2 separate regions of the Mus musculus genome follow, and region 1 is linked to region 2. A link is a loop called in an ENCODE intact Hi-C map of the cell type or tissue named here. Cell type or tissue: gastrocnemius. All regions are shown on one strand.

What was found. Peaks named below come from ENCODE experiments on the same cell type or tissue, not always from the same donor. Only the 100,000 strongest peaks of a DNase experiment are listed, where the experiment ranks them.
Region 1: it touches region 2 in a loop (6-fold over the local background); 3 of 42 quality-filtered maps call a loop at or near these places.

Annotation. Positions count from the first base shown.
Region 1 is chr16:13,578,940-13,586,939 of GRCm38, reverse strand. The region is part of intron 21 of Parn (poly(A)-specific ribonuclease (deadenylation nuclease)); the gene reads left to right. Among named protein-coding and RNA genes, the nearest start is that of 2310015D24Rik, 62 kb to the right of the region's middle. In gastrocnemius, a CTCF peak has its summit at 5,952 (motif pointing right); DNase peaks (open chromatin) are centred at 1,425 and 6,760; H3K27ac peaks cover 1,856 bases.
Region 2 is chr16:13,443,096-13,451,095 of GRCm38, reverse strand. It overlaps Gm32817 (predicted gene, 32817), which reads right to left and starts at 3,144. Exons shown (of 4, transcript NR_169006.1): 1 at 2,904-3,144. Gm53058 (predicted gene, 53058) reads right to left here and starts at 3,144. Exons shown (of 5, transcript NR_169187.1): 1 at 2,904-3,144. It overlaps Mir193b (microRNA 193b), which reads right to left and starts at 1,573; the gene lies at 1,495-1,573. In gastrocnemius, a CTCF peak has its summit at 4,416 (motif pointing left); DNase peaks (open chromatin) are centred at 3,112, 3,670, 4,407, 5,443 and 1 more place; H3K4me3 peaks cover 3,577 bases; H3K27ac peaks cover 4,250 bases.

The DNA.
Region 1 (8,000 bases), 140 kb before region 2:
CCCTTGGGGACTAATGCAGGACACGATTGGTGGGTAGATTTAGGAGGACTCCCTTGGGGACTAATGCAGGACACGATTGGTGGGTAGATTTAGGAGGACTCCCTTGGGGACTAATGCAGGACACGATTGGTGGGTAGATTTAGGAGGACTCCCTTGGGGACTAATGCAGGACACGATTGGTGGGTAGATTTAGGAGGACTCCCTTGGGGACTAATGCAGGACATGACTGATGGATAGATTTAGGAGGACTCCCTTGGGGACTAATGCAGGACACGATTGGTGGATAGATTTAGGAGGACTCCCTTGGGGACTAATGCAGGACATGACTGATGGATAGATTTAGGAGGAGCCTGATAATCAAGGGTCTTTGGGCAAGTGGGTGATCACTGCCTGGAAGAGGGCTGGCCTAGAAAGCAGCTACCTGGATCTCTGCTAGGGGACAGGAGGAGTCTCCTCACTTACTGTGTGTGGTGTGGGAGTCTCTCAGTTGGACTCCTGTAAGGAGTGGCATCAGTTGTAGTAGGAAGCCCCCTTTGGACCTCAGGCCCAGGAACCATCCTGGCTACTGAACTGTAGAGCCTAGTGTTGGAGAGCCCCCTGATGCTCTCACTGAGAAAATCTCAAGTGCTGACAAGGCTCAGGAGAGACCAATTGACTTGATGGGTGCTCTCATGAAACATGGGCTGTGAATGTGAGCAGCAGAGAACAGTTTACATTCTAGGGTGTGGGCATGGCTCCATCGGCCTGCAGAGGAATCCCCTTCCTCTGACTTTGGCTGGGGTGAGGTGTGGCCTGGTATTGTCAAAAGCCAGTAGAAAGTTGTAGTGACTTAGAAAGAAGACTTTTTGTTTCATAATTGGTCTTAGAAGCTGTTTTTCTTACTGAAAATGTTCTTTCTTTGTTATGGAAACTTAAATATTTTAGTTTGATGTCCCTCTGGGTTGTCAAACCACAAATGGCCGCTCACTCCAAATGTAGCTTCCTATGTCCTAATTCTACCTCATCAACCAGAAGGTGGCATGCCATGCTGGTAGCCACCCGCCTGTCCAAGTTCCAGTAAAATATTTCACTTAAATAAATGCTTATCAGCCGGGCATGGTGGCACACGCCTTTAATCTCAGCACTCAGGAGGCATAGTCAGGCGGATTTCTGAGTTCAAGGCCAGCCTGGTCTACAAAGTGAGTTCCAGGACAGCCAGGGCTACACAGAGAAACCCTGTCTCGAAAAACAAAAAACAAAACAAACAAACAAACAAAAATAAATGCTTATCAATGCTCAGTAATGTGGCCTAACAGCATTTCCGGCTTTGGCAGCAGACAGATCTACACACATTTGTGGAACCAGACTTCTGAGTGTGGACCTGGAGAAGCCCCCTGGCCTGGCCCTGGCTCAGGGCTGCTTTAAAGTGACTTCCGGGGTTTGGGTGAGACAGACCTTCTGTCAGACTGACTCGAGTTTGCTTTCCTTGCCGAGACATCCAGCAGCTGGGCTGCCACGTGAAACAACCTCTTAGCAGTGCAGGGGGTTCCAGCAGCTCCGACTGCTGACGAGAGCTTTCTGTGGCAGGAAGTCTCAGAAGTAATAGGAGGAGCGTGACCATCATATGTCTTCCTGGCTCCATCCCTAGGATTGCAAAAACAAGACAGAACAGAAGCCTGATGCCACACTTATAGAGCCGACTAGCAGGTGAGCCTGGGCTCCTTGCGTTTGTGGAGCTATTCTCAGACATAGTTTGGAAAGTTGGTTTGAACGTGGTGTAGTGAACACAGTCTGCCTTCACAATTCACACATTCTGTACTTGCTAATTCACCGTATTTTTTGTAGTTTCAAGATCGATAAATTCTCACCTGTGCAGAGCTGGTGGTGGTATTTGAGATGCAACTACTGCTCTAGCAAATGCCCTTTTCTAGGTATCTGGAAATAATTGGCTCTCAGTTGGCAGGGCTAGCAGTATACCTTCACAGTTTTGCCTCAAGGATATATTAACTCTCCAGGCCTGTGTCTAAGTTAGAAGAAATCTTGATCATCTGTCTCTTCCATAAAATATCACATTGGTGTACTATGTAGGCAGCATTATGCTAATTGGGTCAAGGAAACAGGAAGAAGCAACTGCTCTGAACTGATTGGTAACACATATGCATATCAGAGGATGGGAAATAAATCCAACCAAAATTCAAGGACCATCTACCTCAGTGAAAATCTTAGGAGTCCAGTTGCATGGGGCATGCAGAGATGTTCCTTCTAAGGTGAAGGATGTTATTGCACCTGGTGTCTCCCACCACCAAGAAAGAAGCAACGACATTTACTGGGTCTATTTGCATTCTGGAGACAGCACATTCTTCACTTGGGTGTGCTACTCCTGCCCATATACCAAGAGACTCAGAAAGCTACTAGCTTTGTGTGGAACAGGAGAAGGCTCTTCAATAGGTCTAAGCTGCCGTGCAGGCTGTTCTACCACTTGGAACATATGAGCCCTTAGATCTGGTAGTCCTTGAAGTGGCAGTGGCAGATAGGGATGCTGTTTGGAGCCTTTGCAGGCCTCTATAGGTGAATCACAGAAGAGACCTTTGGGCTTTTGCAGCAAGGCTCTATATCATCTGCATACAATGATCCTCCCTTCGAAAGACAGCTTTTGGCTTGCTGTTGGGCTTTTATGGAAATTGAACTTTGGACAGTGGGCCACCGAGTTACCATTAGACCTGAGCTGCCCATCATGAGCTGGATGTTTCTGACCCAACAAGTCATGATGCAGGACATGTACAGCAGCAATCTGTTATCAAATAGAAGTGGTATACACGTGATCATGCCCGAGCAGGTCCTGAAAGCATAAGCAAGTTACATGAAGAAGCTGCCCATGTAAATGGTTCCTACTATTACAATGCCATCTGTTGCCAAGTGTGCACCTCTAGCCTCATGGGGGCGTGCCTTATGACCGGTTGACGGAGGAAGAGAAGACCGAGGACTGAGGCCTGGTTTATTCATGGTTCTGCACCTTATGCAGGCACCAGCACCCAGAAGTAGAGAACTACAGTATTACAACCACTTTCTGGGACAACCCTGAATGGAATTTCTCTCAGGGTACAAAGTGTCAGGCAGTATACATGGTTGTATATTTTGTTTGTAAGGAATATTGGCCTCACCAGTCCTGGGATTGCAAGTGCCCACTACCACACCCAGCTTTTGTTCCTTATGTGCACTGATGTTTTGTCTGTGTGCGAGTCTAGAGTTACAGACAGCTGTGAGCCACCATGTGGGTGTTGGGAACTGAACCCAGCTTCTCTGGAAAAGAACAGTTTCTTAACCTCTGAGCTGTCTTTCCAGCACCCACATCCTGCTTTTTAAAAATGGATTTTCGGAGCTGGGCATGGTGGCGCATGCCTTTAATCCCAGCACTCGGGAGGCAGAGGCAGGCGGATTTCTGAGTTCGAGGCCAGCCTGGTCTACAAAGTGAGTTCCAGGACAGCTAGGGCTACACAGAGAAACCCTGTCTCAAAAAAAAAAAAGGGGGGGGTTCGGGGCTAGAGAGATGGTTCCCCATTCAAGAGCACTTGTTGCTCTTGTAGAAAACCTAGACTTGATTCCCAGTACCCATGTGGCAGGATGTAACCTACTGTAACTCTAGTTCCAGAGGGTCCAACATCCTCTTCTGATCTCCACAGGCACTGTGTGCATGGGGTACACAGACATAAGCTAATGGAAAATACCCATACACTTAAAATAAAAAGAGATAATTCTGAAAAAAACTTAGAGTGGGGTTTGGTGGTTGAACTCAAGTCTTCATGCTCAGGAGCTGTGGTAGTTTGAATGAAAATGGTCTCCCATAGGCTCATATATTTGAATGCTTCTCATAAGAAAGTGGCACTGTTTAAAAAGATTAGGTAGGGGATGTGGTCTTGTGGAAGGAAATATATCACTTAGGGGTGAGCTTCAAGGTTTCAAATGCTTAAGCCAGGCCCAGTGTCTCTCTCTTCCTGTCAATCCAGATTTAGATCTTTTGGCTCCTTCTCTAGCATCATGTCTACCTGTGTGCTGCCATGCTTCACACCATGATAATGGACTAAATCTCCTAACCTGTAAGTCAGCCCCAATTACATTTTTCTTTTATAAGTGTTGCCATGGTCATGATTTCTTGTCACAGCAATAGAGCACTAAGACACAAGGCGAAACCTTTACTGGCTAAGCTGTCTGTCCATGTCTATCATGGCTGTATTTTAAAACTCCACTTAAAAAAGATGTAATGGTTGCTATGTTAACTCCTTCTTGGCCTACTTTTGGGCTAACCTAGACATTTTCTATATTCCCATTTTCCCTCCCTTATTTTTTCTTTCTTGAAGCATATCGTGGACTATAGCGTATTGACTGGTGAGTATTTCTGTGGGCATCCCCCAGAATGTCACTTCTTTTTAAAACAATCTAAAACTGTAGCTGTGCTAATCTGAGACTGGGCAGGGTATGACGGATTCTCATGCTTGGCAGAGCCTGGCAGTCAAGTCTTCAGCCAAATGACAGTCCCTACCCTCAGGTTCTGTATATGACTAGTAGCTTTTTAATGTACAGCTTTCTGGAACAGGGGCAATCTCACTCACTTTTCAACTCTAAGGCTCTCAGAATTACTTGTACTTTAGTTTAGCTGCCCTGAGCCTTTTAGGCACAGAGATTTCCACTTGAATCCTCTAGCTCTCATAATTCAGTAGGCCAAAAAGAGCCAAAGAGATTTTTGGCTCATGTTTTTGGCTCTATTTTATCTCATACTTTGTCTTTATTTCAGTTCAATGACTCAAAATAATATTGTGTATGATTTGTTGTTTATTAGTTATTCTCTGGAGACTGTAGAGATCCATAGACTTCTTGAATACTTTCCACATAACTTTTTCTTTCCTTGGTCAATCCTAGGGGTCAGACTGAAGACCTTACGCACACTAGAAAGACTTCCCCTGACCTATCCTTGCAGGCTGTTTTTGTTGTTACTTTACAGAAGTGTCACATAGAATGTGGTTTTGGGTTTCTTAGCTGTCTAGATCTTTTCCTTATCCTGTGTGGAAGCAGCACATATTAAGGGTTCATAGAGCAGACCTCTTGTCCTTGACCTTCCAGACACAGTGAGACCTTGGCTTGATCATCTGTGCTAGTTCATGACATACATTTAGGCTGTGAGCATTAAAGATAATAGGAGAGTGGGAATTTTGACTACAGGACTCTTTAAAGGGTGATGATTCAGAAATGGCTTTTATTGGGCAATCCTATGGTTTAGGCAATATTCAGAACCTTTGACATTGGTGATCCTTCCCACCTTCCCACCACCCAGTTTGTTTTGGTTTTGGTTTTGTCTTTTTTTTTTTTTTTTTTTTTGACAGGCTATCACATAGCCCAGGCTGGTCTTGAACTCACTGCATAGCCACTGGCTTTGAACTTCTGGTCCTTCTGCTTTGCCTTTCCCAAATACTAGGATTCCATATGTGTGCCAGCAAACCAGGATGTAGATTTATAGCACAGAGTTTCTGTGGGTTTTGGAAAAGCAGAATGATAAGTCAACAAACCCAGTACAGTCAGACATGGTGCCACAGGACTATAATGATTGTATGCCAGCACTTGGGAAACTATGGCATAAGGGTTGAGGACTCAAAGCCAGCCTCGATCATAGGCAAAAAGGAGCAGCTGACTCTGGGTTCCCCTGTTTGTCATGTTCACTAAGTAATTGTCTTTCTCTTTGCATCTCTGATTTTTTTTTAAAAGAGAGCAATCATAAATTTCAATTAAATAATTCAAGAAATTTAAAAAGCATCTCTGATTTCTTTTTCTTTAATTGTAATCATAAAGCTTAATCAATCTCTCTCTCTCTCTTCTTTTGGTACTTCTCAGTTTAATTTGTTTGGTCAAACTCCTTATGTAGTCTGCTGTTGCTCTGTCATCTGACCGGGTTACAGAGGCCCTTTCCCTGCCCTACCAGCAGATGGAGTTAGAGAGCTGGGGTCTGCATTTCTTCCAGGTGGCTAGCCATGCCGTACACCTTGTGGATATGAAATGCTAACCATGGTGAGAGTTAGTGTCATGACTGCCTTCTACTTGAGGTCTATGTTTATGTGTTGGGTGGGATTTAGATTTAAAATATGCATCGCTCAAATCTCTTTTTCACATGAAAGTAGATTGGGAATTGAATTGTTATTGTTTGTCATAACATTGAGAGGTGTGATAGGTTTATTCATGGCCAAGGGAAAAAGTATTAGTTGATCAAGCAGTAAGCCACATTTGCAATAAATAAAAGCTTTTCTCCGTCTCCAACGTAAGTTTTGTTTTGTTTTTTAATCTAATCTAGAGATTATACATGATAGGTAAGTATAGAGTACTGAGGGTCAAGTGAAGGACTAATTTAGTAAATCTTTTTCCCCAACATAATATTTTTATTATTTAGGAATTTCATGCAATGCTCCATTCCTCCCAGGTCTATTCTCCTACCCCCGTCCCTTTCACCAAGTCCAATTTGTGTTGCCCATACTCACTGGAGTATGGTCAAATGCTGAGTGGGCAGCCTCTTAAAGAAAACTGACTTTTTCCCACCCCTACCACCTGCTAGAAGCCATCAACTGTGAGAAGCTACACTTCAGCATTTTTCCCCCATTAGAGCTCCATGCTATTGTATACCACCCACTCTGCCCACCATGCCACCCTGCAGGCAGAGCATCAAGAGAGACAGCAGTAGCAGCTCTACCAAGGGCCAGGCCTGCATGCCTAGTAGTAGCACTGGCCTAGCAGGTGGCAGTGGGCCAAGGTAGGCCTGCTAGTGGCCTGAGCTTCCAGCGCCTGAGGACTGGCCATCCTCAGCAGGTACAGGCTCCTTTGTCTGCTGTGCCTGTGCCCCTGTACCTATACTTCTGCTTCTCCCTACACACACTCACAGCTCTGTTTGACATCCTCCTCATTTCTCTATCACACAGTCATGTGTTAAAGTGCTGTTCCAAACTGCTGTGTGTCATGCAAGTATGTTAATTTGCCCAAACAGCTTTTACATCCAAATACTTATTTCAACAAGTTATTTGATCTGGTTCAAGGTTTCTGAAGTACCATAAATATAGCATCTCTCTCTCTCTCTCTCTCTCTCTCTCTCTCTCTCTCTCTCTCTGTGTGTGTGTGTGTGTGTTGGGGGGTGGGGAATTCCAAGAAAGCTCCAGACACTGCACAACCCCCTGCCCTCAGTGCTGGTTGCCCTGCCTGCTCCCCAGGCGTGGCTCTTGACCTCTGTGCTTGCAGCCCTCCTGCAGTGCCCCTTTCCCAGGCTCCCCCCCCCCCCCCCCCCGGGGACATGACAGTGGCAGCTCAGTGCTGTGCACAGTAAATAGTTCTTAAAATTATTTATTTCCATGGAGGCTCCCCAAGTGCTATTGTGTGTATACAGAGAACAACTTGCAAGGGTCTGTTCTCTCTTCCATGTGGGTCCTAGGGATCAAAGTCGGCTAAGCAGACTTGGTAGCAAATGCCTTTATCAGCTGAGCCATTTTTTGCCAGCCCAAAACATAGAATAGAAGCTCTTGAGTGTACTGTGTATTCCTTCTGGGATCAGCGAAGTGAGCCTAGTCTGGGGCCTGGCCTGTCTGGCTAGTATAGTACATACATCAGAGGTTTCTTGTTTTGAAACAGTCTTACTCTATATCCCAGACTAGCCTTAAACTGGAGATTCTCCTATCTCAGCCCCACAGACAACTGGAATTATAGGTAAGTATTACTGTTCCTGGTCTTTGTCTTACTTATTTCTGAACAATTTTATTTCTTTTTAATTAGTTTATCTAAATTTTTACCTTAGTTCTTTTTAAAAAACATTTTATAGTCTCAGAATAATAAATTATTGTCAACAATATATTCCAACAGTAAATTTTAAATTCTATAAAAGATTGGAGATTATCGTTTTGATGCTGACAAATGTATCTATCTATATCTATACAGTGAAAAGTGATGGGAGAGCTTGTGTTCAATTTGTGATAACCATGCTACTTCTACATATAAATACC
Region 2 (8,000 bases):
GCTTAATGAGATTTCACACACACAGGCCAGGGGAGAAAAGCCTAAATGTATTCAGAGTATTCAACAGTTCCTTGTCGATTTTTTTTTTCTTTCTCTTATTGGCAGGGGAGGGAAGCGGGTGGCAGCTGAGGACGTGAAAAGACTCTCGCTGCTTTGCTGACGTCATGACTGTGACCTCTCACTGATTTATAATCTCACCATGCTACTTTACCTGCTTGTAAACTCTGGCTGGGGGGAGGGCATGGGGGGGGGGAGTTTGCTAAATATATTCATAATTACATGTGTGGACCCAGAGGGCTGAATGTAAACACTGCCCTGTGTTTTGGGCATGCTCACCTTGAAAGCAGGGATTGGTTCACATTTAACACTGAATTCAGCTTGACTTTCTGCACTTTAACAGTTCCGTAATTTTCACCTTCAGCTTCCTCTGCTCCATGACAGCTCATGATCTGAGCATGTCATCGGGTGCTCTGGGCTCGTTAATTCACAGAAAGCACTCTATTTGTCCAAGTATCATTAAAGACTGATTTGGTGACATTATCTAGCAGAGTAGAGGGATCTGGCAGCCAGTTCAAGGTGGTGAGTCCCCAAAGCACAAACACAGCTCACCCTGTGGCCATCGCCCACAGGTGAGCCGCAGCACCACTGTGGGCTCCTGGAATTAGTGTGGGCTCATTGTGTCGCGTAAGGAAAACAGGGAACTGTGAAAGTAAAGAACTTTTCTTGTGTGCCAAAGCAGGACAAATGTCACCTGTGTGTCCATGTGCCACCTAGAGCAAATCACTCAATCTGGTACCAAGGATTCAGTTCAAAGTCACCTGAGGCATTCTATCCCCTGCTGTGAACACTTAAATTCAAATTCAAGTTTGCAAATGGCTGGCCCAGAGTGTGTGGGTGCATATATGGAATGTGTGTGTCTGTTGTCATTCAGGTGACTGAATGTCCTGAGAGGGGCATTTGCTTGCATGCCTCTTGAACTCATTGTCCAGACTTTCTTATACAATGCTTTGTACAACACTGAGGAAAGAATTACAAATCCTTAAGTCTAGGTGGAAACAAAGAGCCGGCTGCTTGCTCCTTTGACAGATGGAAGCTGGAGTCCTATGCATAGCATTACAGTTTATGATCTCGGTGATGTTTAAGGGTTCCACCTTGGGAAACACATAGTTGACAGTTTCCTTCTGGTCTCATTCGCTGAAAGGCCTCAGGAAGCCTTTCGGGGATGTATGTGTGTAGAACCTGAGCTGCCCCCTTCTGCTATCTTTTTGCCTCTCAAGAAGAGGGGCCGCGGTAGGTTTGTTCCGAGAATTTGGCACGGAGCTAGATAAGAATACCCTCCCAACTCCTCCCGCTCCAAAACCCCCTTCCCTTTGACGGAATGAGACAGCTTTCCTTTGCCTCTAAAGGTTTTAGTTTCAGATCGGTAGCCTGGGGTGTGTTGGGTCACTGTTCTCCCTCCAGCGCTGCCAAGGCCTGAATCCTTTGCTGTTAGGATGACCCCAAAAGCGGGACTTTGTGGGCCAGTTGGATAAAACACAAACTCATCTCGCCCTCAAAACCCCGATTCTGGGCCCACCGCCTCCAGAGCCTCTTCTCTGAAGTGAGCCCCTCTGGGGTTCGCAGTTCCCAGCTCCGGGCAGCCTTGCCCTAGAGACAGGGTTTGGAAGAAGGCAGAGTAACTAAAAATGCCTACCTCTTCCTGCTGTAGGGAGGTTCATCTGCACCCCCCCCCCAAAGCCAGGGAGTCACTGTGGAGGGAGATACTGTGTCTAACTCTGCCATTCATCCCACATGATCAAGTCTGAAAACATTCCAGCAAATACCAGGGTTCTCGAAAAGTCCTTTTACCAAGCATAAATCTCAAACACCCCACCCCATCCACCTCCAGCTAAATAAAGTTCCGTTTATACTCTTAATTGTCTCATTAAAGTCAAATTTGCTGTTCAATCCAGATTGGGAGAAATTATTTCCATCTTTAATAGCTTAATTAGGCTTTGGGTTCCCAAGAGGACACCGCTGCAAGCACACCTTTTCTCCCCATTTTAGCCCCCTCCCTTTTTCACAACTTCTCCTAAAAATAAATTATAAATATGGATGTGTCCTCAGAAGACGTGAATGGCACATTCCTCCGCTCCCCTTAGTGGGACTGGAAGCAAGAAAAACCAGAACCGTCACCCTCCCGACCTGAATCAAATATCTTTTTCCTAATCACCCCCAACTTGGTGTCGTCTCAGTCCCAGACATCCGGATCCTCACCCTAAAACCTAGTTTTAATCTATTTATTTTACACTAGTCCGGCTAGGCTACAGCCAAAGAGCCAAAGCCAACTGCTCCTAGAGGGAGGGGGTCCCCTAACTTTATTTAGGGGAAGGTAGTAAGCTGCTTCAGACTCTCGGGGACCGGCCCCTAGCGCGCCCTGCCAGCCGGGCCTCGGGACGCACGTGGAGTGTCGGGCGCGGCAGCGAGCCAGCAGCTTTTGCTCTGCGCGGCATTGATATCGGGGTCACGCAGCGAGTCAGTTTCTCGAATGGGTTTTCCGGAGTGGGGGCGGGGTGGTTGATTTTTCTACCTCCTGGTTCATCTCCAAGCCCTAGCTAGCACTAGGGAAGTCGGAGCCGCCTTGTCCCTGTCCCACCTCCTGGTCTCACACACGCCCCATTGGGAAAGGGGCTCGGGTGGGGATCATGTCTGCAGCCGTCAGGGTGGTAGCAGCCCAGACAAGCTGGGTCCCGGGAAGAGTCGAGCCCGAGCCCCCACCGCTACCTCCCCTCTCGGGCCCCCACCCACCCAGCCCGGCAGACAGCCGCCCCGCACCCCACGCCCCAGGGCCTGGACACCCACCTGCCCGGCTTCCTGCCCCAGCCCGAGGCAGGGAGCTGTGCAGGAAGAGCTGGGACACTCACCGCGCTTCCTCCTGGGAACAGGGATCCCCCCGGGGCCGCGCCTTCTGGCGCCCCAGAGGGCGTGCGTGGGGTGGGGTGCGCCCTGGAGCCCTGCAGCCATTCCACGCGATCCTCTCGGCGGTACGCGGGGGCAAACGAGGGTGAAGGGGACTTCTAGAAACAAAAAGAAACCCAGCCCCCTCCCCAGCCACACTCGGAGAGACAGGCTTTCCTGCAAGCTCGAGCAGCGCACGGTGCCCACGGGGCTGCACCCCGCCTCCGCACCCGCCACAAAGCCGCGCCCCCACCCGGGCGGCCCCCGCCCCCCCACGGGGCCTGGCCCCTGCCCCCTCCCCCCAGTCCAGTGGCCGGCCGGGGGCGGGGGCAGGGACGGCCGAGGGTTGGCCGTGCTAGGGAGGCGGCTCCTCAGGCCGGCCGTGGAGAAGGCTAGAGCTTTCCAGCGGAGCTCGCCCGCCCCAGTGACTGGGTGGGTGGGGGTGGCTGGGTGGGTGGGTGGGGAATACCTTCCTAGAAACCCTCTCCAGATACAGTTGCGGTCACTCGCATTCCTAGAAATGCGGCCCGGCCATGTCACTTGCGACCGTTGCGAGGGGCTGCGGAGAGGGACACAACAGATCCTAGGGTTCCCCATACTAGGGGAGGGAGAAGACTCTCCACTTTTAATGTGCCAAGAGACGAAACTGCCACTGTGCCTCCCTCTGGGAGATTGGGGGTGGTGAAGTAGGGAGCAGGCAGGATTCCAGGGATCGGTGAGCTGGAGGTGGAAGCAGCCGGGGTGCCCGAAATGGGGGAGCATCCACTTAAGATTCAGACTCGTCTTCCGGTCTGCCCCCTTCTTTTGGGAACTCCCGGTGCCTGCCGCAGGGATCGCCTTGGGCCCTTCCCCCAACTTTCCTCCAACACACACACACACACACACACACACACACACACACACACACACGCACACACACAAGCAGGAGAGGCAGCTAGCCGCGCCCCCAGCTCTTCCGCCCATTCCTTGTCTGTCTTAAATCTCTTCATGGGGCGACCGAAGTCCCTTGGAAGACCCCCAATCTAAATGTCAGGGACCCGCTCCACTCAGTTCCGGAGAGTTACTCCCAAACCCACCCGCCTTCACACCTAAACATAAGGTTGAGCTTTCTCCTTCCGAGTCCACCGGTACTCTTGCAGCCCCAGGCTCTGGAAATAGGGCTGGGGCAGGAAGGGGACACTTTCCACTGGAAAGGAAGGTCATGGCCTCTGGTTCTGTCACCCTGTCCCCCAAAATGTACTTTTGGTTTCAACATAAGGGAGCTTTCCCTAACTCAACTGGCTCCTGAAATCACCATTCCACACTCCTCTCCAAGGACCCCCAGAATCGTCAGAGATGCCATCACTCTTCTTGGCCAAAGAGGATCCGAATAACTAAGACATGCCTTGTTCCTCTCCAGAGCCTATGCTCTATGCGTGAAAACGTGACCGGACTGAGCTTCCCGGGATCATAAAAAATGTATCTGCTGTCCTCTGTTGGCCAACTGTTGTCACATTCAGAAGAGCACATCCACCAATCCAGAGTCTTGATTCCACGGGAAGTGGGAGAGTGCAAGGTGTGTGTGTGTGTGTGTGCGCGCGCGCGCGTGTAGCCCCCTCTCCCTTTGCTTTAGTGGTACCGCTCTGCCATTTAGACTGTAAGCCTGATTGAGAAAAGCCAGGCCTTCCCGTTCAGTGGTGAAGCCTGCTTGCCCCACCAGAGTCTATTTTGCCTCCTGCATCTAACCAATCTAACCAGCTAACCCCTTGGTTTCCGGCAGAGCCTGAATTGGAGTTGAATATTGAGCATCATCCACAGACAGAGAACATGGTCATCCTTAACAAGACCCTGAGCTGGCACTGCATGGCAGGAGAGTCGCTCAGCTACAGAGCAGACTGGGGCCTCCCCCATGCCACACACACATTGCCCGATTTCTCTTTCCTACTGACCTGGTACCTTCTCTCTTCCTGATTTCAGCTCAGTCTTCTCCAGGCAATGCAACCTAGGACAAGTAATGAGTAGTGGTTTTGTTAAGTACTCCTAGTAGTACTCCTAGGTAGTGGTTTTGTTAAGTACTCCTAATAGAAAGCCTCTTTTAAATCTGCCCCCCAAAGGTCTACAAAGTGGCTTCTTTCTTCTATGCATGCATCACCGCCATTGGCTTAACTCCCACTTTACAGATGGGGAGACTGAGGCCCAGAGAGCCTCTGGGGAGTTCAATATGTAGTTCACAGGCTGTATGTAGAGACAAGGAGACCTATGAATGCAAGTAAACGATCTGTGTGTGTGATCTGGGGGTGGGGGATGAGGTTTAGCACCAACTCCTCCAGGTTGGGGATGCTCAGTCCACTGGACCACCTTCCCTAGCTTCTGACCGGGTACATACTCTTTGCTTCCAAGTCCAGCCTTCTCTCTCTGCTTCAGCCTTGAGCTCGTGTTCTTCTCTCATTACATTGTATCCTTGTATCAGCACCCCCGCCCCATTCATCTGTGAGCCTCGGGGCAGCCATCCATTCTCTCCAGCTCTGGAGCCCTGGCACCAGGCCCCACTGGCACACAATGGAGCTCCAGCTATCTTTGTTTAGGAAAATGAGCAGAAGGGAGGAAGGCACTGGAAGAGAGAGAGACTGACTGGGTGAGATCAAGGTGATCTTTCATTTGTGGCAATGTCAAAGTTTCCAGGAGGTTAGAACTCGAGGTCCCATGTAGACAGACAGACAGACAGACAGACAGACAGACAGACAGGTGAGATTCTGGCCTGAGGCCTGAGGCTTCCGGTGGCTGAGGCAATGATTGACACCTGTTAGGGGGTGATGCTGCAAGCTAAGAGAACTGGCAGAGAGCATGGCTTTACAATAAAAGAAACCAGAGATCCAGCTACAACTGAGTACAGAGCTCTGGTCCTCTTGAGTTTCAGTTCCCATAGTGGCAATGTTGGGGCTGTGAAAGGATCAAATTGCATGATCTCCATGGAGCCTTGCAGAGATCAAGCACAAAGTAAGTGCTCAATAAATTATAGCAATTGTCGTGAGCAGCCACATGTGATATGGAACAGGTATGCCAGTGTATGCTGTAAAGTGTGACGGAGGCTCCCTTCCTAAGTAAGTAAGGGGTGGTTAGCTGTCCCTGGCATCCACAGCATTCCACTTCTGTGGTGGTTTGAATATGCATGGCCCAGAGAGTGGCACTATTAGGAAGTGTGACCTTGTTGGAGTAGGTGTATCACTGTGGGCTTGGGCTTTAAGACCCTCATCCTAGCCTCCTGGAAGCCAGTCTTCTACTTACCTTTGGAACAAGATGTGGAATTCTCAGCTCCTCCAGCCCCACATCTGCCTGGAAGCTGCCATGTTCCTGCCCTGATATTAATTGACTGAACCTGTAAGCCAGCCCCAAATAAATGTTGGCCCTTATAGGAGTTGCCTTGGTCAAGATGTCTGTTCACAGCAGTAGAACCCTAATGAAGACAACTTCCAAACCCACTGGAGCCAAAGCAGAGGCAGCATTTGCATGTGGGTGGGTGAACAAGAGTGACCTGACTGACCTGCCCCGAGACACCAGGAGGAAGAAGATTGAATGCTTAACAGTTTTAGACACGGTGCCAACGTCTGTCAACACACTAGAGGAAGCTAGGCTTGTTGGTATATACCTGTAATCCCAATGTGTGAGGAGCAGAAACAGAAGCATGGAGAGTCAAGACTAACCTTGGCTACACTGTGAGGACCTCTTCTCAAAGGATGCCGTGTCTATCAAAAACATACAAGGGCTGAAGAGGTGGTTCAGTTGGTAAAGTGTTTGCTATGCAATATGGAGGCCTTAGTTTGCCTCAGCACCTACATGGAAAGCAGGGCGTGGCAGGTAACACCTCTGGAGGCAGAGGTGAGAGAATCCTTGGGGCTTGCCTTTCAGACTAACTTAATGGGCATGCTCCAGTTTCAGTGAGAGATGTGGCTCAATACAAGGTGAGAAGCCATTGAGGAAGACACTGGCAGTGATCTGTAGCCTCTACATGAACACATGTGCACCCACATGAACACACACAGAGACCACCACACACCCACAAAGAACATCACATACAACAACAAAAAATAAACAAGGAAGGAAGACGAGAAACTGAGCTGGGAGTGGTTGTGGCAGCTCCAGCTGTTTGACTTAGCATGGTGGACCTCTATGAGCTTGAGGCAAGCCTAGTCTACATGCCAGCTCCAGGCTAGTCAGGGTAGATAGTGAGACCCTGTCTAAAAGATAAAACAGGAGGAGGAGGAGGACAAGGAGGGGCAGGAGGAGCAGTAGGAGGAGCTAAAGGAGCAGGAGCAGGAGGAGGAGGAAGAGGAGAAGGAGGAGGTGGAAGAGCAGGAGAAGGAGCAGGAGTCAAAGGAGGAGGAGGTGGTGGAGGAGGGGGAGGAACAGGAGGAGGAGGAGCTGAGGAAGAGGAAGAGGAAGAAGTGGAAGAGCAGGGAGAGGAGCAAGGAAGCAAGATACAAGAAGGTCTGGACTAAATGGAAATGAAAGGTCTACTTTGCCATGGGAACAGAACTCTTCTTTGAAATCCACTGGAGCCATCGCCTGACTCTTACACAGACAGCAACTTAAAAATAAATGCCTGCTAGATTCAGAAGTTTTTGTTGTTGTTTTTCTTCGCCTAGAGCTTGCCCACAGGTCCACATGACCTGGATGTATTCATTTGGCCCAAATAGCATCTAAAATAATAGCAATACATTTGGTTCAGAGGCCAACATTTTTAAATCAGGAAATTTCATATTTTCTTCAAAGTCCAGTTTTGTGGTTTTTTGTTTTTATTTCTTTTCTATTCTCTTTCTTTCTTTCTTTCTTTCTTTCTTTCTTTCTTTCTTTCTTTCTTTCTTTCTTTCTTTTTTTTAATAGCTGGCTAAAGGGTTTGATAGTTAAAGGGCCACAGCCTCACTGGGCAAGAGGCATTTGGAGCAGAGCATGTTGAGGCTGTGGGTAGAGTGCTTGCCAAGCATGTATAAAGCCCTGGGATCCATCCCCAGCGCCACATAAACCAGCATGGTGATACATGATTGTAAGTGCCTCAGCATGAGAGATGGAGGCAGGGCGACCAGACG